Linked DNA regions of Homo sapiens: region 1 is linked to region 2. Evidence: chromatin loops called from intact Hi-C (ENCODE). Cell type or tissue: B cell. All regions are shown on one strand. Links, peaks and the distances in the headings refer to the core of each region. The heading gives the core; the rest is flanking DNA.

Evidence for each region. A loop is a pair of places that touch in the nucleus more often than their neighbours do. Peaks named below come from ENCODE experiments on the same cell type or tissue, not always from the same donor. Only the 100,000 strongest peaks of a DNase experiment are listed, where the experiment ranks them.
Region 1: a loop joins it to region 2, with 3 times the contacts of the local background. A loop is called at or near these places in 1 of 110 quality-filtered maps.

What each region holds. Positions count from the first base shown.
Region 1 is chr3:283,097-294,965 of GRCh38, reverse strand. The region is part of intron 2 of CHL1 (cell adhesion molecule L1 like); the gene reads right to left. Among named protein-coding and RNA genes, the nearest start is that of CHL1-AS2, 92 kb to the right of the region's middle. In B cell, for the core only: no CTCF peak of the experiment used is centred there; DNase peaks (open chromatin) are centred at 3,745 and 4,815; H3K4me3 peaks cover 1,596 bases; H3K27ac peaks cover 2,107 bases.
Region 2 is chr3:214,093-225,961 of GRCh38, reverse strand. All of the region lies in intron 1 of CHL1 (cell adhesion molecule L1 like), which reads right to left. Among named protein-coding and RNA genes, the nearest start is that of CHL1-AS2, 23 kb to the right of the region's middle. In B cell, for the core only: no CTCF peak of the experiment used is centred there; a DNase peak (open chromatin) is centred at 6,731.

The sequences.
Region 1 (11,869 bases), core at 1,211-9,210, 70 kb before region 2:
AATAAGTAATATAAGCTATCTTAGAACAGCATTATAGTGTCTGGCACATAGTAAACATTCAATAAATATTTGTTAAATGAATAAAAGGAATAAATTAATGACATGTAACTATGCCAATTAGGCATGTATTGCCATGCATTCTCACTGGTGAATAGCTCAAAATCTGAATTGTGGTCGACCGCAGTTTTGAAGGTCAAGAGGTATTCTACCCTGGGATGTGATGAATCAAACTTACTAATTATATTGACTATATTAGTTTCCATTTTTTGTTATGGGCATGCCTGTACTGTTACTAATATAATAATTCTATATTTGGAAAAAAAAGGAATATTTTAGAAGGGTTTAGTGAATGACTACCTTTCATAATCTAGGAACAATAGTGAATGTGGAAAAAAAGAAAATGATAAGATTTTTCTCTCAGACAACACACATTGTGAGGGATCTTGGTATAACCTGTTTGTGGTTACCGTTTTAAGACTCACAGTCAACGTAATCTGAGCTTGTTTAAACATGTACAATTAAATAATATTACATGGGTAACTTGGGAAGGTCCTGATTAATTTACCTTCCTCGTTAACTCAATGAACTCAGAAACAACCCCCTTGATTCTAGTACGTATGTAGGTATGTACGTACCTATTTATTTTGAGACAAGAGTCTTGCTCTGTCACCCAGACTGGAGAGCAGTGGTGTAATCATGACTCACTGCATCCTCGACCTCCCAGGCTCAAGTGATTCTCCAACCTCACCCTCCTGAGTAGCCGAGACTGCAGGTGCCTGCCACCACACCCAGCTAATTTTTGAATTTTGTATAGAGACAGGGTTTCGTCATGTTGCCCAGTCTGGTCTTGAACTCCTAGGCTCAACCGATCTGCCTGCCTCGGCCTCCCAAAGTGCTTAGAACACAGGTGTGAGCCACTGCTCCCAGCCTGTAACCTTTATTTTAAAAATCTAAGGTGGATGGGTCACCTGAAGTCAGGAGTTTGAGATTAACCTGGCCAACACAGTGAAGCCTGTCTCTACAAAAAAATTCAAAAATTAGCTGGGTGTGGTGGCAACTGCCTGTAATCCCAGCTACTCAGGAGGCTGAGGCAGGAGAATTGCTTGAACCCCAGAGGCTGAGTGACAGAGCAAGACTCCATCTCAAAAAAAAAAAAAAAATCTTCTCCAGCCTTTCCACAAAATAGCATTAAGAATCACAATTTAACACACATAAGTAAATGTATCCAATATGTCTTCAGGTTACAGTGGCTCACAATCATCATTTGGAATCTTTGACAGAACAAAAGTGAAAGTTGCAGGAAACTGGGTAGTATCTTATCAAACATTAGAACGTATGACGCTGGGTCTTTGATTTCTAAATAAATGTTCCATATGTATTCTTTTTGTTTATTTTATATTTGCTCCTTTTTCTCAGAAATACAGGGGGAAAGATTCAATTAGGGTTTTTTTAAAATTTTTTTTGATGGAGTGTCACTCTGTGGCCCAGGCTGGAGTGCAGTGGCTCGATCTCTCAGCCCACTGCAACCTTCACCTCCCCGGTTGAAGCGATTCTTGTGCTACAGCCTCCAGAGTAGCTGGGACTACAGGCACCTGCCATCATGCCCGGCTAATTTTTTGTATTTTTAGTAGAGACAAGTTTTCCCCATGTTGGCAAGGCTGGTCTCAAACTCCTGGCCTCAAGAGAACCATCCACCTCGGCCTCCCAAAGTGCTAGGATTACAAGCATGAGCCGCTGCACTCAGCCACAAGTTTTTTTTGTAGTTTATTCCTCAGCATTCTAAATTTGAATGAATGCATAAATCATTTATTATTTAAAGGAAAGACTTGATTTTTATAAACTAACCTGAAGCACTGTGCTATATCTATGTATTTATATCCAAATAACTGTTCGATAAACATTAATTTGGTTTTTGTGTAAAAATCATGAGTTACTGGGTAAACCCATGTGTTGGCTTAATACAAATCAATAAAAAGCTTCGGTAGTTCACTTGGTGATACAGCTTGGATATCTGTCTCAACCACATCTCCTGTTGAAACGTACTCCCTGATTTTGGAGGTGGTGCCTGGTAGGAGGTATCTGGGTGATGCGGGTAGATCCCTCATGGCTGGGTGCTGTCCATGATAGTGAGTTCTCTTGAGATCTGGTTGTTTAGAAGCGTGTGGCGCCTCCCCCACTCTCTCCCTCTTGCTCCTGCTCTGGCCATGTGACGTGCCTGCTTCCGCTTCACCTTCCACCATGAGTAAAAGCTCCCTGTGGCTTCCCCAGAAGCTGAGCGGTGCCATGGTTGTAGACTGCAGAACCATGAGCCAACTAACCTCTTTTCTTTATAAATTACTAAGTCTCGGGTATTCCTTTATAGCAATACAAGAACAGCTCAACACACTTGTGAATAAGATAGCAATTTTTGCCCCCAATAAGATTTACCTACTGTGGTGTGGTGAATCCAACTTACTAATTATATTGGCTATATTAATTTCCACCAGTGGTCTTGTAGACACTGTTTCCAATATAACAATTTTTATTTAAAAAGAGGACTTACTGAATGACTATAAAACCTGATTCTTGCTTTCCATAAGTAAAAATACTAAAAGGAAATATGTGGGAAAGTCAAGTAAAGCTTTGTGATTAAATATGTGCAGACAGCACAGCTAGCCCCTCAGTGCCTAAACAGATTAGCCCCATTCAAGCAGTAGTTGCCCTGTTTGCAGAAACAACACAGCCTTTGGCAGTTTTGACTTAATGCATCTGTAATGAAAACAATACGTCTACCATTTAGATATTTTTATAAGATTTGAAACACAGAGTCAGCATTTCTAAGGAGTCAATTTGTGAGGAACACTTTTATGACTTCTAGAGCTTGTACAGAGCAGCAAAGAACAAGACACAAATAATAGGCGGTTTCTAACACTCTGAAACGTGCAAGAGGAATCGTTTCCACCTTTTCTTTCTCCTGGTTAGTGCTGACATCAAAATGAACATTTGAATTTCAGGGTGAGCATAAGTCCTGCCTTAGAAGGGATATTTCCAAACACACAAAGGTTATATTTATAAGCTGAGCTGCAAAAGACAATTTTTCTGCTGTGAGACTCGACAGGACCAGCCTAGTCAGCAGGATTTTAAAATCCTTCTGCAGACATATGTTAGCCAAGTTACTGGACTGGTCCAAGGCTCATTACATCTGCTGACAATCATTTTGAACAAGTATAAACCAAACACTTCTGAGTCTACCAGTGCAAATATGGGTCAGTCAGTATTTTAAAAAAATGAGAAAAAAAATGACCTCTAAAAATCTCTTATTTGGAGAGTAATAGTATGTATTTAATGAGAAATAACAATGTATAGGAAAATTTATTACTTGCCTGCTTATATGAACCAAATTACTTACTTTGTAGGTTTTATATCAGTGATCCTAAAAATACTATTATTGGAAAGCCAAGTAAGGCCAGAGTGATCAGGCTTCTTTATACTGGACATCTAATTCCTTCTGAGGTTAAAAAAAAGAAAAAGAAAAAGAAAAGAAAAGAAGAGAAAAGAAAAAATAAAACTAAAATCAATCTGAGAAAAATTGTATAATAAAACTTACCCAATATGTTTTTTAAGTGACTACAATGATGAAAAGACCTGGGTAGAATACATTTGCAATAATAAGGAAATATAGTAATGCTAATATATATGACATCATTATGAGTTTAAGTTTTGTGTCTCCAGGATAAATAAATTCAAAAGGTTTTCCCCCTTATTAATAGCAAAATTAACATAGTTCCTTTTTGTTAACCAACCTCTTCCTCTTTACCTTGCATTACAAGAGATACTAGTTCACTACTCATAATGAAATACAAATATTAAACAGGCAACCCTGGTTTACAGCAAAAAAGTCCTATATTAATGTTTTGAACTATACAATATTATTTATAAATTAATTTCAATGACTATGTTATTAAGCAAAATTAAAATCCTCAAAATAGAAAATAAACAATTTGGTGGTTTTAACTTTTTTTCTTTTTCTTTCTTTCTTTTTTTTTTTTTTGAGACAGAGTCTCATTCTATTGCCCAAGCTGGAGTGCAGTGGTACATTCTCTGCTCACCACAACCTCTGTCTCCCGGGTTCAAGCAATTCTCCTGCCTCAGCCTCCCAAGTAGCTGGGATTACAGGTGTGTGCCACCACACCTGGCTAATTAAAATAGACAACTTTTTGTGTGTGATTACAGCTCCAATCACCTTATTGCCATCTGATGTTCTCAGCAATTCCATAAAGTTCCAAATGAGGAAAGGGGTTTATGCATTCTTTCAACAAGCATTAACTGAATGCCTACTGTACTCTAGGAACAGGGCCAGGGTCAGAAGTAGAGAGTGATGAAGACATAGTTTCATCCTAAATTATGTTAGTCAGGCATGACTAATTAGAATTTGTCATTCAATTAAGCAAACAGAAATCAAGAGATGGAAGAAAATACTAAACCCAGGTCTTTCATTGGCTTCTGATGACTAAAAGGAGCTCATTTTCTCTTTTCTAACCTAGAATATAAATACTGTCTGTTCTCATTATCCACAGATTCCATATTTGCAAATACAGCTATTTGCTAATATTAATTTGTACTCCAAATTAATACTCACAATATTTGTGTGATCTTTCCCCAACATGTGCAGAGAATCACAAAATTTGAGTTACCCCCTACACATGTTGCCAGCTGAGGTTGAACAAAGTGAAACTCTGCCTTCATGTTTCAGTTCTCTTACTATAAACAAGTGGTTTTTTCATGGTCTATTTAGTTCTTCTCATTTTTATGTTTTTTGTTTATGATTCTGCTGTTTAAAATGACTTGCTGTTTAAAAATAATGCAGAAGTGCTCCCTAGTTTTCTTAAGCACAAGGAGGCTATAACATGCCTTACAGAGAAAAAAACTGTGTTGAACAAGCTTCAATGAGGGGTGAGTTACGGTGCTATTGGCTATGAGTATACTGTGAGTATACTGCACTCCACCCTGGGTGATAGAGTGAGACTCCATCTCAAAAAAAAAAAAAAAAAAAAAGATACCAGTGGAGCAATGTATCTATGTGCTACCATAACAAAAATGATCATTTTTTTGGTATATTTGATGCTCGAAAGCACATGAGCATCAATATGTATTAAGTAAATGTATTAATGAGCATACAATATGTATTAAATAAGATGTATTAAATCAATATGTATTAAATAAATGTATTAATGAGCATAAAATATGTATTAAATAAGATATGTATTAAATCAATATGTATTAAATAAATGTATTAATGAGCATACAATATGTATTACATAAGATATCATTAAACAGAAATACATATAAAATAAGATTATGTATTGATAGATTGACAAAAATGTGGCCAGAGTCGTGCAGGAACCAAGCTCTTATTTACCTACCAGGAGTAATTGTTCAGTATTTACTAATTCAGTGTTTGCAGAGACTTTATAGAAGATAACTACCATGAATAATGAGAGATGGATAAATACATATAATTTTAGCTAGATTCTATAATTGCTCTCATATTGTGAATTATTAATGGCAAAAACCACAATTACTTTTACAACAACCTAATATTTTCAGAATAAAATCACTCATCTTAATCCACAACAGGGAATAAAGCAAATAATTTCAAGGATTAAGTAATGTGTTATCGGTAAGTTTGAGCACAAAATTAAATATGATATCAAGTTTTTATGTCTTTAAGATAAAAACCAATAAATCTAACTTTGCAAATGCATTTTTAATCCCCAAAATATTATATAGATGTTTGTTTCATGACTCCCTTTTAAATGAAAAACAGTTGTTACATTAAAGGAGTAAAACTAAGAAATTAAAGCAAAGTAAGTGATGCCAAGATATTATTCATTTCTCTTGAGTTCTAGGCTTCTACTTCACACATTTTCTCCTTGATCACCCTTCGCATTGTCATTTGACCTGTTTTCCAAAGGAAGAAATGTTGATTAAAAGTATCTGAAAGAAAGAAATCGGGAAATAAAAACAAAAAAGAAGCTCACAAAACCAAAGGCATGATGGAAAAAAATGATAAAGTCTTCATCTAATAACACTAAATAGATAAAAGTTGTAAATATTATCGAAAATATTTTTCAGTTGCACAATTAAGCTTGTCTCAAACTATATTTAATGATAAGCTGTCTTCACTATATAAAGATGGTGTTACTGGTCCCACTGATTTAAAAACCCTTCACAGACAATTCCCTGTGGACACAGCCTGACACATAGAGAATGCAAAGATGGAGCGCATCCCGCCCATGCCATTCGTCAGAAAAATGCTGAGATCCTTGACCAGTAGAGGTAGGGGGTTGGCAGGGGAGCAATCACATCCTCCTTCATGGCCCCCCTCCTGTGACAAACAACGTGTGTGAAACAGCAGCCCAGGGATCATGATAGGATCTGTGGCAATGCAACAGAGCCAAAAGACAGACTCAGAGGAACAGTAGATCTGTAAACTTGACCTCATTAGTAGCAAACTGTAACCAGTTGCTAATTACCTTCTGGATATATTGTACATTAGTAGCAAACTGTAACCAGTTGCTAATTACCTTCTGGATATATTGTACATTGTATATGCATATATGTAAATTATGCCTGTATATATGTAAATTCGACATGTGTTTGTCACCTAAAATTTGCAAAAGTTTAATATGATGACTGCAGTTAGAGAGAGGAGATAATAGATTAACCAATACCTTCTAATGAAAATGAAGGTAAAATCTTAAAGTAGTGACCAACTTTCTGGTGAAAAATGCACTAATTGTACTTAATGTATAAACTTGGTCACCTTAAATTAGCTTTGTTTCATCCTGTATTCTGAGGAGAACATATTTCAATCAGAATCCAAGTAAAATAAGGCTAGCTAAAGAATTCCAGTGAAGGCGGGTCATAGTGGCTCATGCCTGTAATCCCAGCACTTTGGGAGGCTAAGGTGGGCAGATTGCCCGAGGTCAGGAGTTTGAGACCAGCCTGGCCAACAGGGTAAAACCCCATCTCTACTAAAAATACAAAAAACTTAGCCTGGCGTGATGGCGCACGCCTGTAGTCCCAGCTACTCGGGAGGCTGAGGCAGGAGAATCGCTTCAACCCGGGAGGCGGAGGTTGCAGTGAACTGAGATCGTGCCACTGCACTCCACCCTGGATGATAGAGTGAGACTCCATCTCAAAAAAAAAAACAAAAAAAGACACCAGTGGAGCAATGTATCTATCTGCTACCATAACAAAAATGATCATTTTTTTGGTATATTTGATGCTTGAAGGCACACACTAATAAGTAGCATGCTATCAGTAAATTAAAGCATCTTACTAAATCCAGTTAGTTCTATGTATTGTAAATATTACCTAAAGAGTTAAATATATCAAATCAAAGACTGGCATTTATTATCTGAGTAGAAGACATTTTAGGATGGATTCTAAGATTATAAGGAGGTATCTCAATCATCTTTCCCAAAGCACCTCTACTGTAAAAAATAACTACAACATCAAATGGCTTGCGTGTCTCAGCACAAATTTATATAAGAGCAGGTGAAAAGACAATCGAATGTGTAAACCTATCAGGTGGCAATTACGGTTTGCAGGAAAAGTTCTTCAACATTCAATATACATTGAGTGTCTGCATGTACCTGGCACAGAGCTATTGTCTAGAGAGGGAGTGGTGAACAAGACAGATTTCTTCACTGACCTACTAGAATTTACATTCTAATGATGGTAAATATAATATGTATTAATATATAATATATGACATTTTAAATTTTTATATTATATGTTGATACATATGTGAAAAGTATAAATGAAAATGTCAGAGGCGTTTGAACCAGAGCAACTCCATCTTGAATGGGGGTTAGGTAAAATAAGGCTGAGACCTACTGGGCTGCATTCCCAGAAGGATGGGTATTCTAAGTCAGAGGATGAGATAGGAGGTTGGCACAAGATACAGGTCATAAAGACCTTGCTGATAAAACAGGTGGCGGTGAAGAAGCTGGCCAAATCCCACCAAAACCAAAATGGTAATGAAAGTGACCTCTGGTGGTCCTCACTGCTCATTATATTCTAATTAGCACGCTAAAAGACACTCCCACCAGTGCCATGACAGTTTACAAATGCCATGGCAACGTCAGAAAGTTACCTTATATGGTCTAAAAAGGGAAAGAACCCTCAGTTCTGGGAATTGCCTACCGCTTTCCTGGAAAATCATGAATAATCCACCCCTTGTTTAGCATTAATCAATAAGTAACAATAAGTATAAGCAACTGGGTAGCTCATGCTTCTGTTCTGTCTATAGAGTAGCCATTCTTTTATTCCTTTACTTTCTTTGTTTAATTTTTTTTTTTTTTTTTTGAGACAAAGTCTCACTCTGTCACCCAGGCTGGAGTGCAATGGCGCAATCTCGGCTCACTGCAACCTACGCCTACTAAGTTCAAGTGGTTCTCCTGCCTCAGCCTCCCAAGTAGCTGGGATTACAGGGGTGCGTCACCATGCCTGGCTAATTTTTGTATTTTTAGTAGAGATGGGGTTTCACCATGTTGGCCAGGCTGGTCTTGATCTCCTGACCTCAGGTGATCCACTCACTTCGGCCTCCCAAAGTGCTGGGATTACAGGCATGAGCCACCATGCCCAGCCCTACTTTCTTAATAAACTTGCTTTCACTTTACTCTATGGACTTGCCCCAAATTCTTTCTTGTGCGAGATCCAAGAACCCACTTTTGGGGCATGGATCAGGACCCCCTGCGAATAACAAAAAACATTAAGGGTTGTGATAAGTGCCTTGCAGGAGACAAACTGGGTGGTGTTATCTGGGGTAGGGTGGGCAGAGACATCTTACACAGGAGGCTATGGAGCCTATCTTGGAAGGGGATCTCTAACTTGGAATCAGAATTATGAAAATGGGGGTAATAAACTTTATGTATTATATTCATTACATATTATGTTCATTTATAATTCATTACTGTAATTATGTTCAATCTTGAAAGTGACAGGAGAAAAAAAACTGCCAGAGAGAAACAAAATGCAGAAAACTGAATAAAGTCATCACAAGTCTGGAAACACTGCTTTCTCTCTCATTGCAACCATTTTTCTTTCCTAAGCATCAAGGCAGGCACATTTTTTTTTTCATAATTAGCAGTGATCATAGAAAGCAAAATAAAAATATTGTTGTTGTTGGTTTTAGGTCACTTCTGAGGGAAACAAACATTGCTAATCATAAAGTTATGATTTATTGAGCATTAGCTATGTAATGTGCATATTATACATAGTATTTCATTCAATCCTCACAAATATTCTAGAAGACAAGAATTATGATCTCAATTTTAAAATTGAGTAAACTGAGGTAGAGTCTACGTAGTTTGCCTGAGAGTACACAGCTGGGGAGGAGTCAGGCTTCTTCTCTGGAGCCCAGTGAGACTTGTGAGCCTGTGAATTTTAAGTACCAGGCTAGAAAGCAAAATTAGGGAAAGAACTGAAATGATTATCTTCTCTGACTTCCTTTATTCATCTGATCACATTCCCACTGACTGTACTGAATTTTGTACTCAATTGCTTAATTGCAGTATAAAAATATACATTGGCTCCTCTGGTGACACTACTTTTAAATGCCATTGGCATTTTATAGAGAAAATGGTGGGAGGGACTTCATCAGATTCCATTTAAATGCCCAAGTCACCCAGCTGTCATAATGTCTTCCTCAAACAAGGTTGTATTTTGTAATTCATCTCTTCCCTTTACAGAATTCTGTATCTCATCAAGATGTTTGACTTGCAATTCCAGTTTTGACTTGATCCAGCATCTAGCATAAAAGGTGAAAGGTGATAATGAAACTTATTCTAATTATTTCAATTATGCTTGAAAACATGCGTAAGCATGTTTAAACACACAAATATGCTTAAAACAGCTTTGTATTTCCAGTGGATAAGCCTACTTTCATAAGGCAAGCATATGCAAAATAGTTCATTTTAGACATCTATTTATAAGGGAAATATTCATGAGAATAAAAATGCAGAATACATTATTTGATTCGTCAAACAACGATATAATAGATTCTGCAGAATTTTGTACTTAATTGCATTATCTACTACCAATGGAATTATAAATGAATCCACGTACTCATAGCACAGCTATATATAATTATCCCAAGGTCTGATTAATGTCCTTAGATCTACTGAGGTTGGAGAAAAAAAAAAAAAGATGAATACGCATTTACCTGCTTTCTTTTAAATGTATCAGGCCAGGATTTTCCTCTGAACAGTTTTCCCTGGTCACCACCATCTCCCCAGCAACATATAATGTCATGAAGATAGAACTAAAATTTGTCTTTTTCAGTGAACAATCACTAGTTCTTATCACACAGGATATTTTAAGGTCTGCATGTCTCATTTTTGCTTTTCAATGTCTTACCAGTTTTCACGGCATTGTCATAAAACAACGCCTTTACATTGGTAGGGCTATGCTCCCTCAATAAAAAACGTCAGACTTCTCACACGGTTTGGAACAGTTCCCAGTGGCTTCCACACAAACAATCTGGTGTTTTTCACAAATATGGGTAGAGAAGCAAGTTGATATGCCACCAAATGATCATCCTTTTGCACTCCTAGCATAAACCTCATATGCTATAAGAAATAAGTAAAATTAATGAATAAATTTTTCACATCTTTGTTTGTTTTCCTCTTATTATTCATTTCTCACCTTAAATGTCACCTCAGAAAGTCCTTCCTTGTCCACTAATCTCATGCAGCCCCCCTGTCTTTCCCTTATAACTTCCTGCCTTATTGTAAACAAAACACTTATTAGTAATATCTTTTGTTTCGTTGTTTTATCTAGTTCCACCGAAAGTCTGTAAGCCCCATCAGGGCAGAAACTTACATTTCACGAATGTATCCCCTCTACCTGGCAAAGTACTTAGTGGATAATTGGTACATAGTAAGTGTTTGTTGAATAATAAATGGGTGGATGAATCAGTGAGGGAGAGTGTGACTATCTGGAAAATACATATGTAAATGCATTCATTCATCTGATAAATTCCCTACTATTAGTCATTGTTAACATTTATTTTAATCATACATACTGTGATAAAAGAAGGAAAGGATGCTTTTATACCAGCTGTTCTCAACTGGGGTGGAGGAGAGGGATTTTTCCCCCACGGATGTTTTTATGTTATCTGAAGACATTTTTGGTTGTTACAATTGGGAGAATAATACTGGCTTATATTGAGATGCCGGGGATGATGGTTCTAAACATCCAATGTATGTACCCATGGGGTAGTTACCCACACAATGAATGATCAAGCCCATATTTCAGTAATGCCAATAGTTTACACTAGAGTCTGTATTCCTCATATGAATTTAATTTAACATGTATTTATTAGACAACTATCATATGCTAACATCAAATTGAATTCCTGTGAAGAAAAAGATATGTTAGAGACAGATAGACAGACAGATAGATGAATAGATAGTTGACTGGCTAGACTAATGAATAAAAGGATGGATGAATAAGTACTTCATAGATACATGTGTACATAAATAGAAAGATAGTCACAACATTCTACAAAGGACTAAAATAAACCATGTGTGATTGCTAATCTCAGGAAACTTATACTCTTGGTATTATCTAATCATGTCTCCACATAATTCATTCTATTTAATAGCAAAATGTTGGATCACAAAAAAGATACATGCAAACATTAGGGGAAGACTGCAGGCTAATTTCTGCATTGAATGCTAATGATATTCGTGAAGAGAATGGCTATGAGAAAGTGATCATCAAGTTTTATTTATGTACTGCATAAAGCAAACATAATAATATCTTTTTCAAATGAAAGGTTTGTGTTTCTTTCCCATAAATGAGGATCCCTGTGTCA
Region 2 (11,869 bases), core at 2,151-10,150:
TCTCGGCTCACTGCAAGCTCCGCCTCCCAGGTTCAAGTGATTCTCCTGCCTCAGCCCCCCGAGTAGCTGGGACTACAGGTGCCTGCCACCACACCTGGCTAATTTTTTGAATTTTTAGTAGAGACGGGTTTTCACAGAGTTAGCCAGGATGGCCTCAATCTCCTGACCTCGTGATCTGCCCACCTCAGCCTCCCAAAGTGCTGGGATTACAGGCGTGAGCCACCACGCTTGGCCATAACCTATTCTTAACTGTTCCTCGCTTGATTTTACATATCTAGAAGAGTACAATTATTGTTTAGTTCCTGGACAGTGGTGGTTTTGTGTGTGTGTGTGACTATAAGTGTGTGTATACGTCTGTGTAATTGAACTGTGTTTGAGCCAGCTTTCACTTTTGCTTCAAGAGTTGTCTCATAAAGAAATATAAAGATGTGTTTTAACAATTAATTCTTAATTCTCACATACTATTCTCGTGCTTGAGGAAAGTAAACATTAACCCAAGTCCTACCTTATTGGATGTCTCTCTAATTTGTATGCATTTTCAAACTTCAAAATGTTTAAATATGCTATATAACTCTAAGGATCAAATAAAGGACAGTTTGTGCAACATTCAACACTTATTGTTTGTCTATTAATCATCTACATACTGAGGTAGACTGTACACTCTCTGAGGGTGGAGATCATTCTGAGTTGCTCATAATTATTTCTAAACATAACAGAAAACGTGTTACATACTCAGTGGGCAATAATTATATGTTGAATGAATAAAAGATTCATTAACATAATCTTCTAGTCTGTAAGTACCTAACACAATCTTTTTGAGTTCTTTTTGAGATAGAGTCTCACTCTGTCACTCAGGCTGGAGTGCAGTGGCGAGATCTTGGCTTACTGCAGCCTCTGCCTCCTGAGTTCAAGTGTTCTCCCGCCCGGCCTCCTGAGTAGCTGGGATTACAGGCGTGAGCCACCACACCTGGCTAATTTTTCTGTTTTTAGTAGAGATGGGGTGTCACCATGTTGGCCAGGCTGGTCTTGAACTCTCGACCTTAGGTGATCTGCACGCCTCAGCCTCCTGAGTAGCTGGGATTACAGGCGTGAGCCACTGCACCCGGCTCTGAGTTGTTTAATTGATATTTTCCACTTTTCTATCCTAGCAAACCCTCAATTTGATGTAGCCAACAGGGAAGCTACGTTTGCAAAATTATGACAATAAATGTATTAGGCCATTCTTGCATTGCTATAAAGAAATACCTGAGACCGGGTAATTTGTAAAGAAAAGAGTTTTCACTGGCTCATGCTTCTTCAAGCTGTACAAGCATGGCACTGGCATCTGCTTGGCTTCTGGGTGAGCATTAGGGAGTTTTTACTCGTGGTAGAAGGCAAAGTTGGAGCAGGCACACCATATGGTGGAAGGAGAAGCTAGAGAGAGACTTAGTTGGGGAGGAGCCACCTACTTTTAAACAACCAGATCTCATGAGTACTCACTCTATATCACGAGGACAGCACCAGGCCATACGGGATCTGTTCCCATGACCCAAACACCTCTCCTACCAGGCCTAATCTCGAACACTGGGGATTACATTTCAACATTAGATTTGGCGGAGATATATATTCAAACTATATCAAAGAGAAATCTGACATAGCTGACTCCATCTTGCTTCTCAACTCCAAGCTGTCCTTGGTCATTCCTCGACATAGGCCAAGCTATCTTTGGGAGAAATTTAGTTTATAGTTTAACTTTAAAACAAGGATAAAAATAGCCCTTCCCCAAACTACTCCCTCCTTGTTCAGGGACCAAAACCACCTTTGTAAAAGTAATAAAAGGCCACAAGACTAGGATTATGGGAGGGGCCTGAACTCTATTAGGATGTAGGTACAGTTAAACAATAACCAGCCATTGTGCCAGAGGTTACAAGATTTGTAACCTTCCCAATTGCTCCTATAGGTAACATCATTATTGTGAAAACCTAAGATTAGTCTTTGAGGTATTTTTCAGACTCTTGCATTTGGGCAGGCCAGCTGACTCCACCAGGATCTGTGACTCATACCAAGGAACTAATTCAACCAGTCCTGGAGCTCCCACCCAAGAAGTGACTTCATGTAAGAAGACAGCTTTGACCCCTATGATTTCATCCCTGCCCCAACCTATCAGCATTTCCCATTCCCTAGCCCCCTGCCTACCAAACTATCCTGGAAAAACCTTAGCCTCTGAGCTTTCAGAGATGCTGATCTGAGTAATAATAAATCCAGTCCTTCTGCTTCACTGGGCCTGCAATTATTAAACTCTTTCTCTACTGTAATACCGCTGTCTCAGTGAATTTGCCCTATCCATGCAGTGGGCAAGAAGAACCTGTTGGACAATTATAATACAATTTTTGATAGTTCACATGGATCTAATATTAACAACTGCAGTAAATACATAGCAAGTCTATATGCCAAAATAATAATTTATTTAATAATTGCAACAACCTTCTGAGATAGGTCTTATTCTTTATTCCTTACACAGTTGCAGTTCTGACAACGTGCCAAAACTGACCACATTCTGAATAGTAAATTACTCCAAGAATAAAAGATGGTATAGTCCTCACACAAAAGTCATCTTACCTCCATAAGATAATATTTAGAGGATGTTTATCTTCTAATATTAACTTCATAGTGCAAATTTGTATTCCTATAACACTTCACTTAAGTATCATTGTTTTATATCAGATAGGGATAGTGATGGGTGATGACACTTCACCCGAATGTCACTTAATTTTATGGATATATCAACCAGAAAAGAGTTTAAAGGGTGGAGCAACTGATTAAAATAATAACCCCAAAGATGTTCGTGTCCTAGTTGCTAGGACCTGAGAATATTACCTTACATTGGAAATAGGACTTTGCAAATGTAAGGTGATTCAGGATTTTGAGAGGGAGATATTGTCCTGGATTATGTGGGTGGGCCAATGTATAACAAGTGTCTTTACACAAGAGAAGCTGGAGGGTCAGAATCTGAAAAGATGTTTTGAGGACAGAGCCCAGAAAGAAAGGAAAATTGGAAGATGCTATACTGCTGGCTATAAAAATGAAGGATGGCACTAAAAAAACACAGAGAATTTCACCCCAAAATATGATTCCCTGGAAGTAATGAATACTTTGAATTAAAATCCCTTAGAAATCAATATGCGTTAGAAGAGACTTTTCCCCATCTTCATAAAAATAGGATGGATCCACCAAAAAAAAAATTGTTTTTCCTTCCCTTCCCTGTTATCTCATTATCTATTTCAAGACAGGAGTGAAAGAATGTATTCAGAACTGGCACAGCCTTTCTACAAAATAGTGCCTGTCTCTGAAGTTCATTCAACTTCCAAATCATTTACAAGTCCATCTATTCGTTTTCCCAAGGATCCATTTACTTTTCCCTAGTAATCATGTAATGTCCGTCAAAGGAATTACCTATATTTCCCATCTACCCCCGCTCTTCTGAAAGGAGGTTATATAAGTGTTTGGGTTTGATTGGGTAATTAGGTAATCACTCTGTGATTCTCCACATGCATATGGGTAAATAAATTTTATGCTTTCTTCTTATTAACATGCCTTATTGTGGCTTCATTTTTCAGCAAACCATCCAAGGGCAAGAGGGCAGCTTCCCCTGAGCTCCAACAGGACCGTGAGCTAGAGTGCAAGTGGCCTCTAGAAGCTAAAAAAAAGGCAAGTAAACAGATTCTCCCCTAGAGCTTCTAGAAAGGTACAGCCCTGCTGCCACCTTGATTTTAGGACTTCTAAACTTCAGATCTCTAACAGAAAAAGGTATGTTGGTTTAAGCCACTAAATTTGAGGAACTTGGTTATTACCATAATGGGAAACTAATACAAGTAATATAGCATAGAAATGTGTAGTTAAGAACTTACATTTTAATTTTGGGGACCAATATTTTGTACTTCTTTTTAGTTCATACAAAATATATGCTGCCTTTATTCTAATTACTTTGTAAGGAGATGAAGTGATATTATATTCATAAGCCTGAGTTAAAAGTATGCTGCTTCTTACAGAAACCTAAGTCATAAAATCAAACTTATGTCTTAAATGTAGTTATATTTTTACTGAACACATACAATATTTTTATAAATTGAGTCAATAAAGTACTAAGGCACAATGGATTAATATCTTGGATAAGTTTAGGTGTAGCATCTATGTTCTTGTTAACTTAATACTAAATTAATGATTTAAACTTTTCAATGGTGTGCACATCTATATTTCAATGGTAAGAACACACAGAACTGATAAGAACATTGGAAGGATTACATGAAATGCCAAGTACTGTTGATGCATAAGTCCTTGAATGACTGTTAAGTACTGAGGTGTTGCTCATGCGAATTCCCTCTACTTTTCCTCTTTTAAGGAACTAACTGGGTTGACTTTTTGTCTGGTCTTTCACAAGGACCATGATATTAAAAGTAAAAGGGATGAGATTTCTCTTAGATCTAAGCAAATGATTCTTTGAATAAGTGTAGGGTCTGCTACACATAAACACTCTAATAGGCTCACCTTTTAATCTGGAGCTGAAACAAAAGTTGATATCGATCTTCTGTGATAGTACTTGAACAACTGAGGGCTCAAAATGCACTGATTACTATAGTCTTAATTTTACAATGATGATTAGTGTCAATGAAAAGAGTCAAATTCTGTAAAATATTTGATGAGATTTATTCCGAGCCACACGAGTGACCATGGCCCATGACACAGCTTCAGGAGATCCTGAGAACACGTGCCCAAGGTGGTCGGGCTACAGCTTGGTTTTATCCATTTTAAGGAGAAATAAGACATCAATAAATGCATGAAACATGTACATTGGTTCATTCTGGAAAGGTGAGACAACTCAAAGTGGGTGAGTGTGGGATTTCAGGTCATAGGTGGATTCAAAGATTTTCTAATTGGCAACTAGTCCAAGGAGTTTATCTAAAGACCTGGAATCGATAGAAGGGAGTGTCTTGGTTAAGATAAGGATGGTTGTGGAGACCAAGGTTCTATCCAGATGAGGCCTCCAGGTAGTAGGCTTCAGAGACAATTGATTGTAAATGTTTATCAGACTTTCGAAGGTGTGGGTTAAAACATGTTCAACTTTACTAGCTGATGTGAAATTCCTCCTCTAAAAGGAGGTTATGCCACTGTCCACTCACACCAACAGAGCATGAGCGTTCTCATTTCCTAACACCTTCACAAGATTCTGTACTACATATTTTCATTGTTGTAGTCTAATAAATGATAACATTTTCTCATTGTGAGTCTTTTTTGTGATGGGATCTCACTATGTTGCCCAAGCTGGAGTGCAGTGGCTACTCACAGGTGCAATTATAGCATTCTACATGCATAGGTGTAAAATCCTTTGAATGTGAGGACTTCTTTGATATCTGTGGTGGCATGACAGATATCACAAAAATTATGCATGGACCTTTTTTTAAAAAAAAAACAACTCATCAGCTATCGTTAGTGTTAGTGTATTTTATGTGTGGCTCAAGACAATTCTTCTTCTTCCAATGTGGCCCAGGGTAGTCAAAAGGTTGGACACCCATGCTACAGCCTCGAATTTCCAGGCTCAAGAGATCCTTCCACCTCAGCCTCCTGAGTAGCTGGAACTACAGGTGCATACCACCACTCCTGACTTCACTGTAATGTTTAAAATCAGATCATTGAAGGTTTAATTTACATACATCACAATAACCAAATTTGTAAAGGTACAATTCAATGAATATTGACAAAGGTAGATGGGGTATTAATACCACCACAATCAGCACACAGTATTCCCATCATGTCAGTCGTCAACCACCCTCCCCAGTCTTTAAAAACAATGATTCTATTGCTATCCCTTCAATTTCACCTTTTCCAAAATATCGTATAAATGAAATCCCACAGTATGTAACTTTCTTTCACCTAGCATAATGCTTTTAAGAGTCATTTATTTTGTTGCATATATCAGTAGTCCATCCCTTTTAGATACTAAGTATTATTCAATGATGTAGATGAACAATTGTTTCACTGTGATTTCAATGTGCATTCCCCTGACTATTCATGAGGTTGTCTATCTTAGTATGTATTTTGGCCATTTGAGTTTTTTTCTGAAATGTGTTCTCTTTTTTAAAAAACTTTCATTTTAAGTTCAGGGGTACATGTGCCAGTTTGTTACACAGGTAAACCTGTGTCATGTGGGTTTGTTGTACAGACTATTTCATTAAGCCTAGTTCCCATTAGTTAATTTTTCTGATCCTCTCCCTCCTCCCACCCTCCACCTTCAAGTAGGCCCCAGTGTGTGTTGTTCTCCTCTAAGTGTTCATGTTTTCTCATCACTTAGCTTCCACTTATAAGTGAGAACATGCAGTATTTGGTTTTCCTGCATTAGGTCCTGCATTAGTTTGCTAAGGATAATAGCCTCCAGCTCCATCCATGTCCATGCAAAGGACATGATCTCATTCTTTTTTAATGGCTGCATAATAGTCCATGGTGCATATGTACTACATTTCCTTTATCCAGTCTGTTATTGATGTCATTGATGGGCATTTAGGTTGATTTTATGTCTTTGCTATTGTGAATAGTGCTGCAATGAACATACATATGAATGTGTCTTTTTAACATAATGTAAAAATTTATATTCCTTTGGGAATATATATAGTAATGGGATTGCAGGATTGAATGGTATTTCTGTCTTCAGGTCTTTGAGGAGTCACCACACTGTCTTCTACAACGGTTGACCTAATTTACACCCCCGCTAACAGTGTACTTTCTCTTCCTTTTTCTCCACACAACCTCACCTGCATCTTTTATTTTTTGACCTTTTTTTTTTTGACAGAGTCTCACTCTGTCGCCCAGGCTGGAGTGCAGTGGCATGATCTCGGCTCACTGCAAGCTCCACCTCCCGGGTTCATGCCATTCTCCTGCCTCAGCCTCTGGAGTAGCTGGGACTACAGGTGCCCGCCACCATGCCCAGCTAATTTTTTTGTATTTTTTATTTACTGACGGGGTTTCACCGTGTTAGCCAGGACGGTCTCGATCTCCTGACCTCGTGATCCGCCCGTCTTGGCCTCCCAAAGTGCTGGGATTACAGGTGTGAGCCAGTGCGCCCGGCCTACTTTTTGACTTTTCAATTATAACCATTCTGACCGGTGCGAAATGGTATCTCATTGTGGTTTTGATTTGCATGAAACGTGTTCTCTTTCTTTGCCCATTTTTCCTTTCTGTTGTCTTTTTCCTCATAAATTTAAAAAAGTATTATTTTGTTCTTTATGTCATTCTTTATATCACAATAAATCATATCATTTCACATAGATTTGAAAGTTAGCATCCAAAGCTTAAACTTTAATTTTTATAGAAGAAGAACACATTTAGCAGCACTTGACATCATCAATATATGGGCTAAAACTTAGGGCAGGAATTTGTGCTAAAGTCAACATAATTTATTTTCTATTCAGTAAACCTTTCAATGATCAAATGATTCCTTCTTTGGAAAAGAGGATGTGGGTAACATCTTCTCTACTGACTTGAGGAAACTTAAATATGATACACAAAAGTATATTAAGGAAAAAGATATCCAAACTCCATTTGATACCATTATCATGCCATTTTAATCAACACACATCATGCTTATGATCAATAATTGAATGGAAAGGGTCTTTCATCTTCTAAAACATAACTGCTGTAAGAATTAATAAGCAGGTTCTGTCAGTGCAGAAAGTATTCAGGAATTCTTTCTGCAAGAGCACACCCTCATCCAATCCAGAAGCTCACAAAATTTCACCCATCCCAGCCCTGAGGTCTTTTGGAAATCACCCAATCACTCTGCTATTAAGAAGCCTGAAAACACGTATCGTAAACCTTGTCATCTCACAACCACTTATTCTTTGATTGTTTCCTGTGGAGGTTTCCTGTGCAGGGGCTGTGGGTTATAATTTACAACAGCCCCCAAAGCACCCATATCATCTTAATAGAAGTACAATAAATAAAATAATAAAACAGCCTTGCTCATAAAATCCCCTTTATCACATCCTCATTCAAGCCTAAGCTGTTCTTATCTCCCTTGCGGAATACCAACTGGTCCTCCTCTCCATTGCAATCTACTCTGCATGCAACAGCCAAGGTTTGTTTTGTTTGTATATATAAATATATATACATATAGACACAAATTACATCAACTAGCTTAACTGTTGGAATTCCTTTGAAGTTCCTATACTGCACTTAAATCCATATTGTTGTCCATGACCTACAAGGCCTTATGTGATCTGCCCTAAGCTCACCTTGTGCCAGCTGGTTTCTCCCACACTCACTGCACTGCAGGTTCTAGCCTTCTGTCCATTCCAGATGGGGCCAAATTGATTCCTCCACACCGCCTCTCCACTTGCTTCCCCTCTGCTGGGAACTCTGCTCTTCTGGCTCTTTTCCTGTTTGCCTTCTTCCCTTTCTGGCTCAGCGTGAAAGGCACCTTCTCAGATAATCCTTTCTAAAGTAAGTTTCTCCTCCCATTTTTTTCTATCACAGTCCTTTGTTTCTTTCCCGTAAAGATTTATTTATTGGCTAACATTCTTAGTAATGGCAACTCTGGGAGGGCAGGAAATCTGTCTTCCTCACAGTGCCTGGGATTTGTTCGCAGCTCAATAAATATTTGATGCATGAATAAATGAACCAATGGCTTCTTAGAATCAGAGCTACACATGCACACACACGTATACACATATACCCTTTGCTTGGAGAGACCTGTTTTCTTTCCCTGTTTTGTATCTGGGAGCACAGCTGCAACCCCATGGGTAATTTTTTTTCTGTTATTGTTCTTTTTTCAGCATGAATCTATTAATAATCAAACCAAATTATTCAGGAATTGCACAGAAGGTAATTTCTTCCCCAATGCACACAGGACCAAAGGGTGGGGGAAAATCAAGCTACTGAAAATTTCCTTCCCCTGCAGACTTTTAAACTGCTAATCAGCACAAGCAGCTTGTAGCAGACTGAGCACAAAAGGTTGCTGAAATGGCACATAACTAATTCCAGGTGATTTAATATCTTATGCTGCCTTAGTGAAAATATTGACAAAGAAGAACCACATGATTTGGAGTTTTTCTGCACTGCTGAATTCAGTGTTAGCTTCTGAGCCTCTATCATGGCATTTCCATATATCAGCATTGCTTAAGGAAGTAAGTCTGGGTGTGCCATCCAGAAACCACTGCCAAATTGGAGAAATGCTAGTTTTCTGTTGTGATTGGCCATATTTAGCAGCCTCTCTTAAAAATGTAGAGTTCACTTTGGCCATGGCATCATATGCCTACAGAAGAAATAAGTCTACCAAATATATTGCCAATACCCATGGGTAGTTGGCAGTGATAGGAGAAATTTGAAGTTCAGATACTTTTGGTAAAGCCACATCTCACACAAGACATCTGTAAGCACAGACTTTTTTTAATAGACAGGGTTGGTGTAGAGTTGACTCTCCTAGGGTTCAAAGGCTAGTCTTTCATTCATAAAAGTATTCTGGTACAACGTTTCAGAATTAACTCTCAGCTTTATGAAAGAAAATGTTCATTTTAATTCTCCTGATCACATTAGAAAGAATACACAAAAGTGAAGAGACTTTTTCAATTGTCACATAAGAATGTCAAAGTTAAAATCACAGGACAACAAAAAGGAAAGAGAAAACTATAATATTTAGAATTATTCTGTTAAACACCCTTAAAGATATAGTTTCTGGTTTTTTGAGCCCAAACTGCAAATACCAGTAAGACAATATCCCCCATAGCACTTCAATTTAAAATTGTGCCATCAAGACATCAGCTTTAAAATACTATCTGATTAGTTTTATCCCTTTTAAATACAGTGGTATTTTTTACACATCAATTTTTGTTTACATTTTTGCCATATTTTGGCAGCCAGGTTTGTATCACATTTTCTTATATTTAAAATATTCCTAATAACATATATATTCTCACTCAGAACATTCATTATGCCAATTTCCAATGGTTTAGGCTTGCAGTTGGCAAATTTGATGAAACTGACTGATTTGTGGAACCAGTAAATAAAACACTAGTGGAAATGCTGAAAGTGAAAAAATTCAGAAATCACAAAATGGTAAACTCAGAAATAAATTTCACTATTGAATCATTCAAAAGATACAATGTATCTTTCCCAAAAGTCAGGTTGTAAAGCTCTTGAAAGAGATGCTTCAATGCACAGAGCCATTTTATAATTAATCACCTAGCATGTAGTCAAGAAATAGATGTCACTTTGTAATGCAAAAAAAAAGAGCAAACCCATGACAATTTTTGAATTGTGTTTTTAATTGATACACAATAAGTACACACATCTATGGAGTACATCATAATGATTGGATACATGTGTACATTGGCTTTCGCATATCCGTCTCCTGAAACATTATTTCTTTGTGGTGAGAACTCAGGATCCTCTCTTCTAGTTATTTGGAAATACAAACTATAATACTGTTTACTATAGTCACCCAACTATGCTATAGAACACCAGAACTTATTTCTCCTGTCTAATTGTAATTTTATGTCATTGACCAATCTCTTCCTATCCTCCCCTCCTTGATACATTCCGGAGTCACTAATAACTCTGTACTTTTGTGACATCAGCTTTTTCAGACTCCACAAATGAGTGAGAACGTGGGATATTAGTCTTTCTGTGCCTTGCTTATTTCACTTAGCATATTGTCCTCTAGATTCATCCATGTTACCACAATGACAGGATTTCATTCTTATTATGGCTGAGTACTATTCAATTGTGTATATATACACCACATTTTCTTTATTCATCTGTTGATGGACACTTAGGTTGATTCTATATCTTGGCTATTGTAAATAATGCTGCAATCAACATGGGAATCTCTTCAACATAGTATCTCTTCAACATATTACTTTCAAGTTTTCATTTTGCTAGCATGAGAATGTATAGCCTAAGAGAATGGATTCAACACAATTGATGTGATGAAGATTTGCAAAAGAGCAGTTACGTGTGTGTGTGTGTGTGTGTGTGTGTGCACGTGCACATGCTAGGCATTTCAATTCTCAGCTTTATAATCTCTAAATTATACCTTGTCACTGTTATCTCATTAGGCATACATAATTAATCTTTTCAAGGAATAATTCCAGAAGACAGAGTTATAATATTTCACATCACTCTAACTATTGCTTTATACTCTCTCATAACATGAGGACTTATTCCTATTGAACTTTTAATAAGTTATATCTTCTGTATTTGTAGATATAAGTGAAAAATCTACAGCACTCATAGAGAGGGATACATTATGTAAGGGCTATCAGAAGTAAGGACATCTACTACTAATTAATACCAAGGGTATTCATGTCTATATCTTTCTAAAAAGTGAAGTTTCTTAAAATTATAAATGTAATTAAAATGCAATGTATAAAATAGATTTAACAAGTCAAGTCAATTATTTAAGCATTTCCATGGCCAATAAGAAAATAATATTGATAACGTAGCACGTAACACTGATGTCTCTTAAAAAATGTAGGAAATATTTTCACTTGAAAAATGTAGGAAGGTTACATGAATACAAGAGTTAAAAGATCTGATATTTCATAGTCAGATCCTAATATTTGAAGTCATTATTACTTTTCTCTTTTTTTGTTTCACATGCATATTGTGTCTAGAGAATAGCCTTACCTGAGTGCCTAGGACTGAAAACCAGGCCCTAGAAGGGATCAGTGGATGGAATTAGCAGTACTCTGAAACGTAGAGAAGAAATTAACGCAGCTGAAAAGTAAGGAAGGAGCTCTGTTTTTCTGCTGGGATCAGCTAATTTCTTGGTCGTCTCACAATCGAAAAGCACCTCAATAGATTATTGGCACCAAAGAGCCCTATGATGATACTGGATATCACT